Linked DNA regions of Homo sapiens: region 1 is linked to region 2. A link is an interaction called in ENCODE POLR2A ChIA-PET data of the cell type or tissue named here. Cell type or tissue: PC-9. All regions are shown on one strand. Links, peaks and the distances in the headings refer to the core of each region. The heading gives the core; the rest is flanking DNA. Region 1 holds the start of DPH7 (diphthamide biosynthesis 7). Region 2 overlaps CACNA1B (calcium voltage-gated channel subunit alpha1 B).

Evidence for each region. ChIA-PET counts read pairs that join two places held together with the same protein. Peaks named below come from ENCODE experiments on the same cell type or tissue, not always from the same donor. Only the 100,000 strongest peaks of a DNase experiment are listed, where the experiment ranks them.
Region 1: POLR2A ChIA-PET joins it to region 2 with 12 read pairs; 2 of 35 experiments call an interaction of 5 or more read pairs at or near these places.

Annotation. Positions count from the first base shown.
Region 1 is chr9:137,574,851-137,584,894 of GRCh38, forward strand. It overlaps DPH7 (diphthamide biosynthesis 7), which reads right to left and starts at 4,075. Exons shown (of 9, transcript NM_138778.5): 1 at 3,775-4,075; 2 at 2,620-2,753; 3 at 1,230-1,317. The coding sequence starts at 3,927. It overlaps ZMYND19 (zinc finger MYND-type containing 19), which reads right to left. Exons shown (of 6, transcript NM_138462.3): 5 at 8,133-8,313; 6 at 7,231-7,836. The coding sequence ends at 7,693. RefSeq lists enhancers at 587-881, 811-1,620, 4,355-5,326, 4,421-4,480 and a silencer at 3,761-4,170. In PC-9, for the core only: CTCF peaks have their summits at 4,180 (motif pointing left), 4,380, 7,526 and 7,727; DNase peaks (open chromatin) are centred at 3,771 and 4,101; H3K4me3 peaks cover 2,336 bases; H3K27ac peaks cover 759 bases.
Region 2 is chr9:138,086,311-138,096,354 of GRCh38, forward strand. The region is part of intron 36 of CACNA1B (calcium voltage-gated channel subunit alpha1 B); the gene reads left to right. Among named protein-coding and RNA genes, the nearest start is that of FAM157B, 130 kb to the right of the region's middle. In PC-9, for the core only: no CTCF peak of the experiment used is centred there; no DNase peak of the experiment used is centred there; H3K27me3 peaks cover 1,805 bases.

The DNA.
Region 1 (10,044 bases), core at 1,037-9,036, 510 kb before region 2:
AGAAGAAGAAACTCCATCAAAGGGAAGTAGCCGCCCCAGAACCCCCAAAAGACTTTTCCTCTCCTGCAGGGAAGTCATCGTTCCCTCATTTACAACCTATGCGAATGAAGTACATCAGTCACTGAGTCACACCTCCACCTAACACTGAAACCCCTGCTAGGGGCCCCGAGAAGACCTGGGGACACTGGAGCTCACACTCCTCACACTTGCAGGACAACTTTCCCACAGGCTTGATCTTGGGGCATGGTCTCCCTCCCTTTCACACCCCCTTGCCATCCTTGCGCTCCTAGATGCTGTCGAGATGCCTGTGCAGGCTCCAGACCACAGTGGCACACACAGTTTCCCACCCCAGGCCTCCAGGGCCACTGGAACACTCGCCTCCCGAGACAGAGACAATGGGGAAACTCCTCTGGTTTCCACTTCAGAAGCCGCGAGCAGCCATGAGAACGTGGTTGCTCTTTATGCAGATCTATATAAATTTCATTTCCTAAACAGCCTGGCCAGTGCTTAACTCCATCCCTGCTCCCAGCAGGCTGCTGTACCAAAGCCCTTTCCTGGGTTCATGCACTCCTCCCTTGGGCCCACAGCTTTCCTGTGGCTGCTCTTTCCCTCCTTTCTAAGACAGGGCAACTGCTCTAAGCTGCCTTAAGCAAGGCCTTTTCCTACACAGGCCCTCGGTTGGCCCAGCCCCGCCTGCAGCATCTGCATCGGAGTGAGGGCGTGGTTTCAGGCTGTTTACATCACCCCACTACGGGACATCCCCGTTCTCCTCCCCGACAGCTATCAGATGAAGTCACTTTGTTAATGCATGGCTCCAGAGCACTGTGAGAAACTCGGAAAAATTCACACAGGACTCACGTGCTTTTCCAATAATCAGTGAGAAATGCCATCTTCACACAGGATGCTCACTGCTACTCTGGGCCCCAGCATCAACCTAAGAATGCTTGCCCAGGCTCTCCTTAGAGAACTTTCAGATCCACTGACAGGTCAATGAACATCCTGTCACTTCAGCCCTTCTGCTGGTGACACATGAGGTGACTTCCTCTTGGAGTTGGATGTAGAACGCAATACAACTTAAAAATAGACTCCACATTATCTTAGAACGTTTATATATAGCTCACCATTGAAGAGAGATCGTTTTAGAAAAATGTCTGTATCAGCACAGCCTCCTCCCCAACCCTCTCTATTCAGGTCCCTTCTGCCCCACAGAACAAGTGCAAGTCACTGACCTCAGATTCCACCAGGCGGAGCAGTTGTATGGATCCACTGGCATCTGCCAAGCCCAAGAGGGCATGTCCAGCCACCGGGATGTGACACCTGAGGAGAGGGCCCACCATAAGCACACCAATGTGCCCGGAGCACAGGCGTGCACTGTGCGTCCCGGTAACCACAGTCACGCTTCCCTTAACAACGGGGCTGCAGTCCACGCAAACCCAGCTGGGACATCCTACTACACACCTTGATTATATGGTATGGCCCACTGCTCCTATGCCACAAACCTTACAGCATGTTACTGCAGGCAAGTGTGACACAACAGGAAGTGGTTGTATATCTAAACATAGAAAAGATACAGTAAGAATACAATATAAAGGATAAAAAACAGGTGGCCGGGCATGGTGGCTCACACTTGTAACCCCAACACTTTGGGAAGCTGAGGTAGGAGGATGACTTGAGGTAAGGAGTTCGAAACCAGCCTGAGCAACATAGCAAGACCCTGTTTCTACAAACTAACAAACAAACAAAAATGAGGTGTGGTAAGGCCAGGCGTCGTGGCTCACGCCTGTAATCCCAGCACGTTGGGAGGCTGAGGCGGGTGGATCACGAGGTCAGGAGATCAAGACCATCCTAATAACATGGTGAAACCACGTCTCTACTAAAAATACAAAAAAATAAGCCGGGTGTGGTGGCGGGCGCCTGTAGACCGAGCTCTTAGGGAGGCTGACGCAGGAGAATGGCGTGAACTCAGGAGGCGGAGCTTGCAGTGAGCCGAGACCGCGCCACTGCACTCTAGCCCGGGCGACAGAGCGAGACTCCGTCTCAAAAAAAAAAAAAAGAGGCATGGTGGCATCTACCTGAAGTCTGAAGTCTCAGCTACTCGAGAGGCTGAGACAGAGAATTGCTTGAGCCCAGGAGTTCAAGGCTGCAGTGAGCTATGATCACGTGACTGCATTCCAGCCTGGGCAACGGAACAAAACCCTGCCTCAAAAAAAAAAAAATTAAAAAGGATAAAAACTGGTACACCTGTATAGGGCATCTCCATTACGTTAAGGCACCACCATGGTATACGTGCTCCATTGTTGACCAAAACATAATTATGCCACACACCACTGCATTTAAATCTCAGCTCCAAAAGTGGGCTAGAGCCTACAACTGTGTTCTCAAACAAAAGACGCCCCAGGTTATGAAGTCAGAAAACTCCCATCACTTCCCCGGCTGGAACATGACAAAGGAAATAAGCCCCAGGTAAAGCACTCCCCAGGTGGAAGATAGGCGGGACAGCAAAGAAACAAATCCAAAGTTGAGATGCAATGCCTGTCTTGTTGAAGGCATCAGGCATCAGGCTTCCCTGATTGCTACTCATGACAAATTCTACACCCAGTGGGATTATCACAGTTATACCATTTCATGTCCAGGATTGCAGAAGTATCTTTTCTTTGGACCTCGACCAGAGGGTGAATAGAGTTGTTGTCATTGAAACTGTACAGGAAGAGACGGCCTAAACGGACCTGAGGCTCCTTAACTTCCATTCCACCCTACAAAAAATGCAGAGGTAGTCTCTGATTATCCCAAGACACGAAGGAACCCAAAGGATGGGAAAAGGGATCCAAGGAACTCAAAGGTTTGCCATGACTAAAGGAGTGGAATTCTGCCTGGAAGGAGAACCTCTGGTTTTCTGAGCTGGAGAAACGTCTATTAATGAGTAGGTGAACACTCCTGGACCCAGTAGAGAAGGCTCCTTCTAAACCGGCCAACAGGGACCAGCTATGGCTAGGGTAACCACAGAACCCAGTTTGCCTGGGACAGTCCTGACTTACGCCTGTTGTTCCAGTGCCCAATTTGGATCCTAATATGTACCCACCAGAAGTTAAGATATAATTCCCACTTTCTCTTTACTGTACATTCCACCCATTCCCTTGGGCCACACCTGTATATAGAAGACGTTCTGCTCTCAAGATTTTAAAGTTGGCCGGGGGCGGTGGCTCGTGCCTGTGGTGCCAGCTACTCAGGGGGTTGAGGCGGGAGGATGCCCTGAGCCCTGGAGTCCGAGGCTGCACTCCAGCCTGGGTGACAGTGCAAGACCTTGTCTCAGAAAAAAGTAATTTCTTTTTTTTGAGATGTAGTCTTGCTGTATCGCCCAGGCTGGAATGCAGTGGTGCGATCTCGGCTCACTGCAAGCTCTGCCTCCCGGGTTCACGCCATTCTCCTGCCTCAGCCTCCCGAGTGGCTGGGACTACAGGCGCCGCCACCACGCCCGGCTAATTGTTTTGTATTTTTTTAGTAGAGACGGGGTTTCACCATGTTAGCCAGGATGGTCTCGATCTCCTGACCTCGTGATCCGTCCGCCTCGGCCTCCCAAAGTGCTGGGATTACAGGCGTGAGCCACTGCGCCCGGCCGAGAACAATTTTTTTAAAAAGATTCTAAACTGTTTCCAGCCTACCTCCTGGCCAAAGGGCCAATATCCCCTCTTCATCTCCTGGGCGATTCGGTGCGCCTTTCGGCCTCAACCTCGTGGCCGGCCCCGCCCTCCCCTCCCGAAGCCGCGGCGCGCGCACCTTGTTCTGGGGGCCGGCAGGCCGGTCCTCCGGCCGCCGCAGCTGGTAGGTCCCGCACGCCAGCAGGTGCCTGCAGCCTTGCAGCGGGCACCACTCCACCGAGTCCGCGGTCAGCTCGGTGTCCACCGTTTGCAGGGCGAAACAGCCCATCATCCAGCCCTCGGGGAAGGGCGCGGAGCCGGCAGTAGAGGCGGGTCGGCGGGGCCGGGCTGGGTACTGCGCGGGGCGGCGAGGCCGGGGCCGGCCGGACGAGCGCAGAGCCCCAGGGACACCGTCAGCGCGGGCCGCCTCTCTCGCGACTCCTTCCGGGGTGCCGGGGCGGGACATCCGGCAGGGCCTTGGCCTCCGTGGACGCCCCTGGGAAGCCAGGCTCCCACGCCCCCTGTCGGCCGGCTGACCGCGGCGGGCTTCAGGCGTCAGACGCGCTGCTCCCTGCGGGGCCGTAGAGACCGAAGGCTTCGGGAAATCCGCTCCTCCACAAAGCAGGTTTGGAGACGGCAAGTTAGTGACAGAGCCGTAGGTTTGAAGCCGCCTCTGCAAAATTTCTATCACTGAGAAAAACCCCAACAGCGAGCTGCGGTAGCGCACCCCGTGGCGCCCTCCCGGTTACTCCTGGCCATCGGGCCGCGCTGACTTAACATTTAGGCTGCAGTTTCCATGACAGGCCTTGCCCCGGAATCAACGCCTTCGTAAAGCTGATGAGGAGCCCGCGCCCCACTAAGCCCAGCACCCCGAGGCCGCAGGCGCGCTCTGCCTGCCTCCTGTGAACCCGCCATGGCGGAGCTGCCCCTCAGAGACCGCCTTCCAGGGTCTTTGCTTGTCTGACACCCGTGGCTGCATCAGGACCCCCCAGAAGCGGCTCAGCAGGTGGACGGCTCCGACCCCTATGATTATCAGCACCAGTCGCCTGGCCGCCGCCCCCCTCCCCCAAAACTGCCTTTGAAAAAACCCCTAACCTAGGAGCTTTGGACAAGATGATCTGAGGACGAACTCCATCTCACATGTGGCCTGGCCGGCCCGTGTCTATTAATTTTTTTGTTTTTTTTTTTTGAGACGGAGTCTTGCTCTGTCACCCAGGCTGGAGTGCAGTGGCGCGATCTCAGTTCACTGCAAGCTCCGCCTCCCGGGTTTAAGCCATTCTCCTGCCTCAGCCTCCCCAGTAGCTGGGACTACAGGCGCGCATCACCACGCCCAGCTAATTTTTTGTATTTTTAGTAGAGACGGGGTTTCACCGTGTTAGCCAGGATGGTCTCGATCTTCTGACCTCGTGATCCACCCGCCTCGGCCTCCCAAAGTGCTGGGGTTACAGGTGTGAGCCACTGCGCCCGGCCCTAAACTTTTTTTCTTTATTGCAATCCACGGTCTGAATGTGTGCAGCGGGCAGGAAGAACCCCTTGGGCCGTTACAGGTTGAACTGTGCCCCCCAAAAAACAATGGACTGAAGACCCCAGCACCTCAGAGAGCATCCTTAACAAACAGGGGCTCTCAGAAGCAGCAGGCGTGGGCCCTGACCCAGAGGAGCAGGAGTCCGCAGAAGAGAAAGCTGATGCAGAAGACTTGCAGGGCCATTGCTGTGCAGAGCACAGGGAGGCAGGCAAGGCACCTGGCAGGGAGGAGGCGTCCGCACCTGAGGGCCCTTGCCTGCGCCTTCATCTGAGACTCCGGCCTCCAGAGCCTAGACTGTGAATTCCCGCTGCTTCAGGCTGCACAGCTCGCGCTGCTTTGTTGCGGCAGCTCCAGGAAGCTAAGGCGGACTTGACTGAAATATACGGGTGCCTGGGTATTCAGCCTCAGGGCTTCAAGCAGGGCTGTGGCTAAAGACATGGCAGAGAGCCAACAGCTCAGACCACCACAGAGACAGAGGCGCAGAAAAGGCTGGCCAGGAAGGCAGCAGGGCATTCCAAAAGGGCCTCAACCACACACCTCTGCGGGGGAGGGAGAGTGACCAGGTGCGCATCCCAACACACCACACTCCAAACAAGCTTTAGAAGCAGCCCCACATTGCAGCCATCTGGATGTCCTCACAGGACGTCTTAGATACCTGGCTACGAAGACCAAGAAGTCGGGGCCACGGAACGGGAAAGATGACCAGAGGATTGGGTATCAGGTGAGAGGGAAGCAGTGGTGGGGCCCGTCCCACCCTCACGGTGCCACCTGCTGGGGTGAGGCCTGGAGGAGCTGCCACATGCAAACCTAGAACCTGCACCGCCCCCTTCCCCAGCGTGGTGTCTCACAGGTGGGAGGCCCTGGGCGCTTCTTTCAGTGCACTTTTCTGATGAATGACTGCCAAACAAAGCAGCCCTGCTGGTCAGGGGCAACATGGCCACACCCCTGGATGCAGGTAAAGGGGACCCCTGCACTCCGTGCTCATCCTCAGACTCTATCTGAAAGCAGGCTGCCTGAGGGCACTCGGGGCTCCAGGCCTGAAGACTGCCCCAAACCCCAACCTGCTGACCCGCCATCTCTAGGGACACATATGTCCCCCTCCCTGGCAGCTTTCACCTACTCAGCAAAAAATGTCCCCAACCTTTGCAGCAGCTAAGGGGGCTTCTCAGGGCCTGATGTGGGCACATGCAGTTCTCTAAGCTCCAGGAAATCCTGCGGAGTTTGTTGATATCACCCATTTTCAGCAGTCCTGTTCTTCAGGAGCCCCCAGGGTACTGCCAGAAAAGGTACTGGAAGTTTTGCTTACAGACAAAAGCCAGCCCAGCCAGGGGCAGCAATGAGAACACACAGGGTGTCCTGGAACATGGCAGTGGAGCTTCAAGAAGGGAAAGTGTAGCAGCAACCTGTGGGACCAACACAGGGTCGGACCGGACCAGACCAGACAGGTCAGAGTCGGACTGGCCAGGCTTCCAGCTCCCAAGAAGCAAGGCCTCTGGCTGGGCGCACCTGGAGACAGGCAGGATCCCAGCCACACAGCCTGGCATGTTTCCCTGGGGCAGCTCTATGGGTACAAGATGCTGACCAGCCCCAGACACCTGGGGCTCCCCAAGGAGAGGGAGGGCTATCCTGGAAACCACAGCCCTGCAGACGGACGGAGAAGTGAGACCCTCACCTCACCCTGGCTGGCCAGCCCCCTCCACCATCTGCAGCAGGCCTGCTGAACATGCCCTGTGGATTCTTCTGGGCAGAAGCTCACTGCTGAGCTCCCAGCCACTTCATGCATAAATCAGGCAAGAACTAACCAATGTCAGGGGCGAGAGCATCCTACTCCCCATAAAACAGCGGGCAGCTGACTTAGCAACCCCACCACTCCTGCCGCAAGACAAGGACAGAGTCTCACTCATACTCCCTGCTGGACTCAGGAAGGTCTGAGCTCACCCGCTCCTCAGAAGGGCCCACCAGGAACAAGGGTCCTCCTGCCTCACCCACAAGGACTCGGCTCCACTCAAAATGACCTCACCCTAAGCAGCACAAGAGGGAGGCGGAGCAGAGAATGTCCGAGAGGCCAGATGATTCCACCCCTTTACTTTGCCTTTGTGGACACAACTCCCGTGCAGGCCGCGCTCCACGGGGCTCCCGGCGGCCCAGGGGAGAAGCTTCGACAACAGGACAGTTTTTAGTCACGTGGCCTGACCGTTTGCCATTTAAGGATTACAGCAAATGATTCTATTTGTAATTTCTACCCTTCCCATTGCCTCCCCCCCAAAAAAAACTGTACATGAGTTTACAAACATATTAACATATAAATAATGAGAACCGTCCTGGTGGGAGCCTCCTCCGTTGTCTCTGCTGGAGATGAACACTGAGGGGCGCTGTAACCACACAGACTGCCTGTGACATCGGGAGTCTCACGGCAGCTGTCCTGGGCCCGCAGCTGGCTTTTTTGGCACCTCCAGGTTCAACCACCAGTCTGTCTCTGCTGTGCCCAGGGTAGAGCCCGGGGGCTGTGAGTATGTGTGGCTCCCCTGCCCGTCATCGCTCTGGCTCAAGCTCATGCTGGAAGGGACGCTTCCTCTCCCGACAGTGCTTCTTGTGGGCAGGCCAGTCCTTCTGCTGGCACTGGGAGCCGCAGTACCGGGCCACCTGGCAGCGCCCACAGATGTTGAACTCCCGGAGCTGAAATACAGAACACCTGTGGCTTCACCATCATGCCTGGGACGCAGTGTGGGGCAAAGGCTGCGTCTTACGGACAATCTGACGGACCCAGCAAAACACCACGTACCAAGGCTGGAGGGCCTGGGCCCTGGTCAGGCCAGCACAAGGGCAAAGGGAGACCACTCTGGTGGAAAAGCCCAAGAGGTGCTAAGCGGTCTCTGGGGAATGGGACCCCGCGGTGGAGGGCAAGATCCCAAACCAAGGCTGGGCTACAGGGTAGAGGTGCCAGGGACGCGACCGCACTGCAGCACACCCACCTGCTTCTCAATCACTGTGCAGGGAGGGTAGTGGCACTCATAGTAGGTGCAAGAGTTCTCCTCCTCTTCCACTACATCCCCGTTGGCATTATAATACCGGGTCACATTTAGGACAGGAAACTGTTCTTCTATAGGGTCTGTAGGCAGCTGCTGAATTGCAAGCCAATACAAGCTTTGCTCCCTTAAAGAAAGAAGCAGACACTTGAGTGCACTCTGGCCAAACGGGGCCAGCACACAGCAGACGATGCAATGACTCCATAGAGTGCCATCCTGCCCAGGACACCCAGCCCGAGTTTGAGTCTCCTTTGGCCCATCCCTGCTGCATGTGCTTTTCACCACCTGACAGTAAATATTGTGTCTCATCTTCCCACTAACCCGTAAGCATGGCCTCATCTATCACCCTCTCCCCAGCACCTGGGACTGACAGGCACACAGTAGGCAGGAGACAGGGCCCAGGTCAGGCCCCTGTGCAAAGCGAGGCGGCCCCTCTCCTTGCCCTTGACCTGCAGAGGTGCCCATTACTGCCCCGTCGGTCCACTTCCCCTTCCATACCGGGAGCTGCCCTACGTCCGTCTAAAAACTCCTCCTGCTTGAGTAGGCCAGATGCCTACAACGGGAGAGTTCTACCAAGAACGGAGCCTCAAAGGCATGTGCACTGGCTGCTCAGAGGCAAGCGTGGGCAGCCCCAGCCCTGCTGCATCACGGAGTAAAGAAGCTGCATAAACCACCCCACCAACCCCGTTCTCCGAAGCCAGACCCTGAGGAGACTTGGTTAAAACGGGGAAGGATCAGGACATGGGAAGATGTTGGTGAGGTCCCACCAGACAGAGGCAAGTTTCAGACACTGCTGGCTTCTGAAGACAGAACAGGAAAACACCCCTTTGCCAAGAGGCCCCTTTTGTGGGGGCTGAGCTGACACAGTGCCAGGAAAGCAAAGCAATAGCCCAGGCCTGACAAAGACAGGGTGACCCCACCACAAAGAGCCGGACCACAGGGAGGCCACAGACTGGGATCCAGACGGACGCACAGCACCCAGCCAGTCAACAAAGACAGGGTGACCCCACCACAAAGAGCTGGATCACAGGAGGCCACAGACCAGGATCCAGACGGACACACAGCACCCAGCCAGACAGGATGTCAGGCCCACACTGGCCAGCTCTGACTTCTGCTCGGGGCCTGGGGTGCTGACCCAGCACAAGAGGCCCAACACCTGCTGGGTTCTAAAACCCCATGTTGGCAAACCAAAGATGGCTGAGCCTGATCAGTCCTGAGCCACCCCAGGCCCACCTCCTGTAGCAGGGGGTTGTGTAAGGCAGCAGCCCCAGCGCAACTCGTCCTGCTGTGCCCTCAGAGAATGGGCATCCTGCCGTGCCCACAGAGAATGGGCTGACCAGGAGCATCAGCCCAACACCCCCTTTCCAAACGGCTGTTCTTAACGGCAGTTATCTCCTCTCCTGATTATAAAGGGTGCTGAGAGGATTCAAGGTAACATTCAGTCACAGGCTGGCCGGACCCTGAGTCTTGTTGAGAACCGGCTGAAATGACCCGCACCATGGCAGGGACAGAAGGCATTGCCAGGTGGAGTGGTGAGCAGCGGGCGAACTTGCGGAGTTGGGAAGGGCCCATCCCAGCATCAACACTGAGCATGTATCAATGTGGGACAACGCAGGAGGAGATGCTACAGATGCTGCTCTGCCTGCCAAGCACGCCTTCCCCTTCCCCTTCCCTTTTCATGTAGAAAAGTGATTCTAAGCAAGCTAACTACAGTTCATCCCAGGGCTTCCCCAGACACCACTAGAACAGGGTGCCTGCTTCAGTCCGCAAGTGCTAGGTAGTGCCCATGCCGCCTCCCAGAGAGGAGCCGGGAGTGGGGGCGCAGAGCTGGAGGCAGCAGCATCCCTGGCTCTCCACA
Region 2 (10,044 bases), core at 1,841-9,840:
CAAATTGAGCAGGAGTGCTATACTTACATCAGACAAAGCAGGCTTTAAGTCAAAAACTCTGAAAAGAAGCCCAGTGTGGTGGTGCATACTTGTAGTCCCAGCAACTTGGGAGGCTGAGGTGGAAAGATTGCTTGAGTCCAGGAGTTCAAGGTGGTAGTGTGCTGTGATTACACCTGTGAGTAGCCACTACACTCCAGCCTGGGCAACATACCAAGACCCCATCTCTTTAAGAAAAAAAATTTTAGGGCAAGGAATGTCATTATATAATGATAAAGGAATCAATTCAGCAAGAAAATACAACAATTGTCAATATATATGGACCCAACAGTAGAGCACCCAGACATACAAAACAAATATTATTAGATCCAAAAAGAGAGATAGATTCCAGCACAGTGTCATTTGCGGATTTCCGTACCCTATGCTCCGCATTGAACAGATCATCTAGACAGAAAATCAACAACAAAAAACCCACATTGGCTTTAAAGTGCCTTTTAGTCCAAATGGACCTAACAGACATTTCCAGAACTTTTCATCCAACCATTGCATGGTACACATTAGCTGCTTCATCACATGGAAGATAATCTAGGAGAGATCAGATGTTAGGCCACAAAACAAGTCTCAACAAATGTAAAATAATTGAAATTGTATCAAGTATTTTTTCTAACAATAATAAAATAAAACTAGAAATCAGTAACAAGGGGAGCTTTTGAAATTGTACAAATTCATGAAAATTAACATTCTCCTGAAAGACAAATGGGCCAAGGAAGAAATTAAGAAGGCAGTTTTACAATTTGGCCTGGCACAGTAGCTCACGCCTGTAATCCCAGCACTTTGGGAGGCTGAAGCGGGCAGATCATTTGAGGTCAGGAGTTCGAGACCAGCCTGGCTAACATGGTGAAACCCTGTCTCTACTTAAAACATAAAAATTAGCGGGCATGGTGGTGGGTGCCTGTAATCCCAGGTACTCAGGAGGCTGAGGCAGGAGAATCACTTGAACCTGGGAGGCAGAGTTTGCAGTGAGCCAAGATTGCACCACTGCACTCCAGTCTGGGTGACAGAGTAAGACTCTGTCTCAAAAAAAAAAAAAAAAAAAGAAAAAGAAAAAAAAGAAAAGAGAAAAAGAAGCCTGGGCACAGTGGCTCACGCCTGTAGTCCCAGCACTTTGGGAGGCCGAGGTGGGTGGATCACGAGGTCAAGAGATCGACACCATCCTGGCCAACATGGTGAAACCCCGTCTCTACTAAAAATACAAAAATTAGCCGTGTGTGGTAGCACGCGCCTGTAGTCCCAGCTACTTGGGAGGCGGAGGCAGGAGAATTGCTTGAACCCAGGAGGCGGAGGTTGCAGTGAGCCGAGATCATACCACTGCACTCCAGCCTGGTGACAGAGTGAGACTCCGTCTCAAAAAAAAAAAAAAAAAAAAAAAAAAGACAGAAAAAGAGAAGAAAAAAATATTGAAACAATAAAAATAGAAACACATGTCATGATAACTTGAACCAGGGGCAGGGTAGGTGGAGAAGAAACATAGCATGCCAAAACTTATGGGATACAGTAAAAGCAGTATGAAATGGGAATTTTATAGCAATAAAAGCCTACATCAGAAACACACAAAGATTTCAAATAAATGACTTAATGATGCATCTCAAGGAACTAGGAATAAAACCCAAACCAGGCCGAAAATTAGTAGAGGAACAAAAATAATAAAGATCAGAACAAGAGCAAAAAGAAACAATATTGAGATGAAAACATTACAAAAGATCAACGAAATGAAAATATAGCCAGGTGCGGTGGCTCACACCTGTAATCCCAGCACTTTGGGAGGCCGTGGCAAGTGGATCACTTGAGGTTAGGAGTTCAAGACCAGCCTGGCCAACATGGTGAAACCCCATCTCTACTAAAAGTATAAAAATTAGCCAGTTATGTTGGCGGGCACCTGTAAGCCCATCTACTTGGGAGGCTGAGGCAGGAGAATTGCTTGAACCCAGGAGGCGGAAGTTGCAGTGAGCCGAGATTATGCCACTGCACTCCAGCCTGGGTGACAAAGCCAGACTCTGTCTCAAAAAAAAAAAAATTGTTTTTTTGAAAAGATAATTGACAAACCATTAGCTAGATTAAGCAAGAAAATATGCAAATAAATAATTCAGAAGTAAAAAAGGAGACATTACAACTAATATCATAGAAATACAAAGGATCATTAGTGACTATTATGAACAACTGTACACCAACACATTAGAAAACCTAGCGGAAATGGATAAATTCCTGGATGCATGGAACCCACCAAGATTGAACCAAGGAGAAAAGAAAACCTGAACAGACCAATTACTGTAATGAGATTGAATCTGTAATTTAAAAATCTCCCATCGGCCGGGCATGGTGGCTTACGTTTGTAATCCCAGCGCTTTGTGAGGTCAAGGCAGGCAGATCATGAGGTCAGGAGATCGAGACCATCCTGGCCAACATAGTGAAACCCCGTCTCTACTAAAATACAAAAAAAAAAAATTAGCCAGGCGTGGTGGTGCACGCCTGTGGTCCCAAGTACTCAGGAGGCTGAGGCAGGGGACTTTCTTGAACCTGGGAGGCAGAGGTTGTAGTGACCGGAGATCGCGCCATTGCACTCCAGCCTGGACAACAAGAGCAAAACTCCGTCTCAAAAAAAAAAAAAAAAAAAAAAAAAAAAAAAAAAATCCCATCAAAGAAAAGCCCAGGGTGCTTCACTAGAGAATTCTGCCAAACATTTAAAGAAGAACTAACACCTGTTCTTCTCAAGCTCTTCTAGAAAATTGAAGAGGAGGGAATTCTTCTAAACTCATTCTACAAGACTAGCATTACCCTAATATAAAAACCAGAGAAGGACACAGCAGAAACAGAAACAAAAACAAAAAACACTAGAAAGAAAAAGGAAACTATAGGCCAATATTTCTGATGATCGTAGATGGAAAAATTCTCAAGAAAAATAGTATTTTGTAGTAATTAGTAGTAACTGAATCCAGCAGCACATTTTAATTCACTGTGATCAAATGGGATTTATTCCTGGGATGTAAGGATGGTTCAACATAAGTAAACCAGTAATCAACATAATACATTACATCAACAGAATGAAGGACAAAAACAATATTATCATCTCAATAGACACAGAAAAAAATATTTGATAAAATTCAACATCCCTTCATAGTGAAAACTCAACAAGTTAGGTTGGAAGATACCTCAACACAATAAAGGTTGTATATGACAAACCCACAGCCAACATCATACTGAATGGGGAAAAGATCTACAACAAGAAAGGATACCCACTTTCACAACTTTTATTCAACATAGTACTGGAAGTTCTAGCCAGAGCAGTTATGTAAGAAAAAAAATAAGCCGCATCCAAACTGGAAAGAAGGAAGTCAAATTGTTCCTGTTTGCAGACAACATGTCTTATATATAGAAAACCCTAAAAGCTCCACCAAAAAATCCTTAGAACTCATAAAGTAATTCAGTAAAATCAATGTACAAAAATCAGTAGTGTGTCTGTATACCAACAACAAACTAGCAGAAAAGAAATCAGTCTCATTTACAATAGTTACAAAAGAAATAACTAAGGAAGTGAAAGATCTCTACAAAGAAAACTATAAAACATTGATGAAAGATACTGAAGAGGACACACAAAAAATAGAAAGACATTTGATGCTCATGGATTGGAAGAATTAATATTGTGAAAAGGACCATGCAGATTTAATGCAATCCCTATCAAAATACCAATGACATTCTTCATAGAAATATAAAAAAAATCCTAAAATTAATACAGAACCACAAAAGACCCTGGATAGCTTAAATAATCTTGAGCAACAAGAAGAAAGCTGGAGGCATCACACTACCAAACTTTGAAACAGCATGGTACTGGCATAAAAACAGAAACATAGACCAATGGAATAGAATAGAGAACTCAGAAATAAGTATTTGTATTTACAGCCAACTGATTTTTAACAAAAGCACCAAGAACATTTATTGGAGCAGGACAGTCTCTTCAATAAACGATGGTAGGGAAACTAGATATCCACATGCAGAAAAATGCAGCTCAACCCCTATCTCTCGCTATTTACAAAAGCCAACTCAAAATGGATCAAAGACTTAAATGTAAGACTCAAAACCATGAATCTACTAGAATAAAATACAGGGAAAACACTTCAGGATATTGGTCTGGGCAAAAATTGTATGGAGAAGACCTCAAGAGCACAGGCAACCAAAGCACAAATAGACAAATGGGGTTGCATTTCAGTAAAAAGCTTCTGCACAGCCAATGAAATAATCAACAGAGTGACAACTTGCAGAATCAGAGAAAATATTGCAAACTATTTATCTGACAAGCTATTAATATCCAAAATATACAAGGTGAAACTCAACCCATCAGCAAAAAAAAAAAAAAAAAAAAAAAAAAAAAAAAATCAGATTAATAAATGGGCAAATGAACTGAATAGACATCTCTCAAAAGAAGACATACAAATGGCCAGCTGGTATAAGAAAAAGTGCTCAACATCTCTAATCATCAGGGAAATGCAAATCAAAACCACAGTGAGATACCATCTCACCCCAGTTAGAATGGCTGTTATCAAAAACACACAAAAAAAATAACAAATACTCATGAGAATGGAGAGAAAGGAGAACTCTTATACACTCTTGGTAGGAAGCCTCCTCAAAAAACTGAAAATAGAACTACTGTGTGTGATCTAGCAATTCCACTACTGGGTATATATCCAAACGGAGGGAAATCAATTATGTCAGAGATATCTGGGCTCTCATGTTTATTGCCATACTATTCACAGTAGCCAAGATATGGAATCAACTTAAGTGTCCATCCACACATGAATGGATTTTTAAAATATTTTCCTTATACACAATGGAATACTATTTAGCCATAAAAAGAATGAAATTCTGCCGCTTGTGGCAACATGGATGAGCTTGGAGGTCATTATGTTAAGGTAAATAAGTCAGGCACAGAAAGATAAATATTGCATGTTCTCACTCATATGTGGAAGCTAAAAAAAAATTGCTCTCATAGAAGTGGAGAGTGGAATAGTGGTTACTAGAGGCAGGGAAGGTTAGGAGGATGGGGGATAGCCAAAGGTTGGTGAACGGATACAAAAGTACAGCTAGACAGGTGAAATAAGTTTGAGTCTTCTGTATCACTGTAGGGTGACTATAATTAACAACAGTTTGTTGAATATTTTCAAATATTTCAAATATTTTCAAATAGGAGAGCAAATTTTGAATGCTCCCAACACAGAAATAAGTGTTTGAGGTGATGGATATGCTAATTACTGTGATTTGATCATTACACATTTGTATACATGTATCAAAATATTATACTGTACCCCATAAATATATGCAATTATTACATGTCAATTAAAAAAATAATGAAAGCAAAACAAAAATTTATAAGAAAGAAATGGGCAAAGGGATTGAATTTAAAAAAAGGAACTGAATAAGTAAAAATAAGTAAATAGCTCCTATGGGGGGAACCAGCCCCCAGTATTTCAACATAGGTTCTTTTCTATTTTTCCTAAGTGTCGGCTGGTCTGAGAAATAAAGAGAAAGAGTACAAAAGAGAGAAATTTTACAGCTGGGCCTCCGGGGGTGACATCACCTATTGGTAGGTTCTGTGATGCCCCTTGAACTGCAAAACCAGCAAGTTTTTATTAGGGATTTCAAAAGGGGAGAGGGGTACAAACAGGGAGTAAGACACAAAGAGCACATGCTTCAAAGGGCAATAAAAGATCACAAGGGCAGAGAGGCAGAGCAAGATCACAAGGCCAGGGTGAAATTAGAATTACTGATGAGGTTCCATGTCCCACTAGGCACTCATTGTCTTGATAAACATCTTAACAGGAAACCTGGTTTGAGAGCAGACAACCGGTCTGACTAGAATTTGCCAGGCTGAAGTTTCCTAATCCCAGCAAGCCTGAGGGCACTGCAGGAGACCAGGGCGTATTTCATCCCTGGTCGTCAACCACATAAGGCACACAATCCCAGAGCAGCAGTCTGTAGGCCTACCCCTGGGAATGCATTCCTTTCCCAGGGTTATTCCTTGCTGGGAAAAGAATTCAGCAATATTTCTCCTATTCGCTTTCTGCAAGAAGAGAAATATGGCTCTGTTCTGCCCAGCCCTGCAGGCAGTCGGACCTTATAGTTATCTCCCTTGTTCCCTGAAAATCGCTGTTATCCTGTTCTTTTTTAGGATGACCAGATTTCATATCGTTCAAACACACATGTTTTACTAACAATTTGTACAGATAACGCAATCATCACAGGGTCCTGAGGTGACATACATCCTCAGCTTACGAAGATGACAGGATTAAGAGATTAAAGTAAAGACAGGCATAGGAAATTATAAGAGTATTGATTGGGGAAGTGATAAATGTCCATGAAATCGTCACAATTTATGTTCAGAGATTGCAGTAAAGACAGGCATAAGAAATTATAAAAGTATTAATTTGGGGAACTAACAAATGTCCATGAAATCTTCACAATTTATGTTCTTCTGCCGTGGCTTCAGCCGGTCCCTCCGTTCAGGGTCCCTGACTTCCTGCAACAAGCTCCTGCACAGCCAGTGAAATAATCAACAGAGTGACAAGACAACTTGCAGAATCAGAGAAAATATTGCAAACTATTCATCTGACAAGTGATTAATATCCATTTCTCCAAATACAATGACCAATAAGCACATGAAAAAATATTCAACATCACTAATAATTAGGGAAATGCAAATCAAAACCACAGTGAAATACCACTTCACACCCAGTAGAATTGGTATTACTAAAGAAAAAAAGATAGAAAAAGAAAAGAGAATAGGCCAGGTGCAGTAGCTCACACCTATAATCTCAACACTTTTGGAGGCCGAGGTAGACAGATCACCTAAGTTCAGGAGTTCAAGACCAGCTTGGCCAACATGGCAAAACCCTGTCTCTACTAAAAATACAAAAATTAGCTGGGCCTGGTGGTACATGTCTAATCCCAGCTACTCAGGAGGCTGAGGCATGAGAATCGCTTGAACCCAGGAGATGGAAGTTGCAGTGAGCCGAGATCATGCCTGGGCTACAGAGTGAGACTCTGTCTCAAAAAAAAAAAAAAAAAAAAAAAAAGAAGAAGAAGACAGAAAAGAAAAGAAAATAGACCAGGTGCAGTAGCTCAGGCCTGTAATCCCAGCACTTTGGGAGTCCAAGGCAGGCAGATCAGTTGAGGCCAGGAGTTTGAGACTAGCCTGGCCAACATGGTGAAATTCTGGCTCTACTAAAAATACAAAAATTAGCTGGGTGTGGTCTCATACACTTGTAATCCCAGGTACTCAGGAGGCTAAGGCAGAGAATCACTTGAACCTGGGAGGTGGAGGCTGCAGTGACCTGAGATCACGCCACTGCACTCCAGCCTGGGAGACAGAGCAAGACTCCATCTCAAAAAAAAAACTAATAAATTAATTAAATTAATTAATAAATATTGGCAAAAATGTGGAGAAATTTCAACCCTTGTGCACTGGTGGGTATGACTGTAAAATGGTGGTGTGGAAAATAGTATGATAGTTCCTCAAAATAGTAGTAAAAGTGAATTACAGAATGATCCAGTAATTGTACTCTTGGTATAGACCCAAAAGAAATCAAATCAGGGACTTCAACAGATATATGTCCACACATGCTCATAGCAGTGTTACTCACAATAGCCAAAAGGAGAAAGGAACACCAGTTTCCATCAACAGATGAATGGGTAAACAATGTATGAACATTCAATGGACTATAATTATTCAGCCTTAAAAAGGAAGAGCGTTCTGACACATTCTACAATGTGAATAAACCTTGAAGACGTTATGTTAGGTGAAATAAGCTAGTCACAAAAGGACAGACACTGTATGATTCCACTTATATAAGTTACCTATAGTAGTCAAATTCATCGAGACAGTAAGTAGAATGGTGGTTTCCAGGGGAGGATGGATGAGGAATTATTGTTTCATGGATACAGAGTTTCAGTTTGGGAATACGAAGAAAATTTTGGAGACGGATGGTATTCATGGTTGCACAACAGTGTGAATATACTTAATGCCACTGACCTCTACACTTAAAAATTGTTAAAATGGAAATTTTTTTGTTATGTATCTTTACTACAGTAAAAAAAAAAAAAAAAAGAAGAAGAAGAAGAAAGTGAACACTCAAACTTCTCCCAAATATACAAGAGGAGGAAACACTTCCTAACACATTCTGTGAGGCCAGCATTGCCCTTATATCATGGTCAAATATGCCACAAGAAAAGAAAACTGCAGACTTATATCCCTTATGAATATTGATCCAAAGATCATCAACAAAAATACTAGCAAACTAATTCCAACAACACATTTCCCAATTTCAAAATGTACTAGAAAGCTACAGTTATCAAAACAATGTGGTACTGGCATAAAGATAGATACATAGGCCAATTAAGTAGAATTGAAAGTCCAGCAATAAACTCAAATATCTGTGTTCAATTGACTTTTGACAGTTGTGCTAATGGGGGAAAGAATTGTCTTTCTTTCCATGATAATTCAGTGAGGGAGAGAATAATCTTTTCAACAAATAATATGGAGAAAACTGGATATCCACATGCAAAAGAATGAGGTTGGACCTCTACCTCACTCAATATACAAAATTATCTCAGTCAATCAAAAACCTAATAGAATAGCAAAAATTATGAAACTATTAGAAGAATACATAAAGGATAAATCTTCAGGACCTCAGAATTGGTGATGGATTCTTAGATTTGACACCAAAATCATAAGCAACCAAAGAAAAAATAGATAAATTAGACTACATCAAAATTTAAAATTTTTGTACGTCAAAGGACATTATCAAATATGTGGAAATACAATGTACAGAACAAAATACTTGCAAATCACATATTTAATAAGGGGTTAATATTCAGCATATATAAAGAACTCCTACACCTCAACAACAAAAAACCAAACAGCTCAATTTTTTAAATGGCAGGGGATAAGAGTAGGCATTTCTCTAAAAAAGATATGCAAATGGCAAACAATCACATGAAAAGATATTCAACATCTTTGGTCATCAAGGAAATGCAAATCAAAACTACAATGAGATACCTCTTTACATCCACCATGACAGCTATAACAATAATTTTTCTAAAAATTGAAAATAACAAGTGTCGACAAGGATGTGGAGAAGGAGGAACTGTTGTACATTGCCAGTAGGAATGTAAAATGCACCAGCTGCTATGGAAGAAGTTTGGCAGTTCCTAAAAAAAAATGAAGCATAGAATTACCATATGACCCAGTAATTTCACTCCTAGGTATATACCCAAGAGAAATGAAAAGATGTATCTGCATAGAAACTTGTACATGAATGTTTATGGCAACATGAATCATAATAGTCAAAAGGCAGAAACAACCCAAATGCCTATCAGTGAATGAATGTGGTGTATTACCACTGGAATGTTATTCAGCCATAAAAAGAAGTGAAGTACTAATAGATACTACAATATGGATGAACCTTGAAAACATTAAGCTAAGTGAAAGAAGCCAGACATCAAATCATATTGTGTGATTCCTTTATGTGAAATTCCAGAATAGACAAAGCCATAGAAACAGAAAGGAGATTGGTGGTTGCCAGGGGGTTGGGGGGGCGGGGATTGGGGTGGTGATTACCCAATGTGTATGAGGTATTCTTCGGGAACGACGAAAAAAGTTTTGAAACGAGAGAGATGGTTGCACAATATTGTGAATACACTAAATGCCCCTGAACTGTACATTTTAAAATGGGTAATTGTATGTTGTGGGACTTTAAACTTAATTTTAAAATAAGAACCCAAATTGTTGGCCCGTAGAGTCCAAACTGTTAACTGCACGTCACGGATTTCATGGAAGGCCAGTCTGAGAGGGAAAGACAATGTGATCACAGAGAGGAAGGGAGGGAGGGTCATGGACAGGAAACTCCGGGGCCTGAAATAGGGCAAGACACTAGCATGTGGATTCCAGAACCCCGTGAAGGCAGGAAGTCTTGGAAGTCCCATGGGGAGAGCAGATCGGGC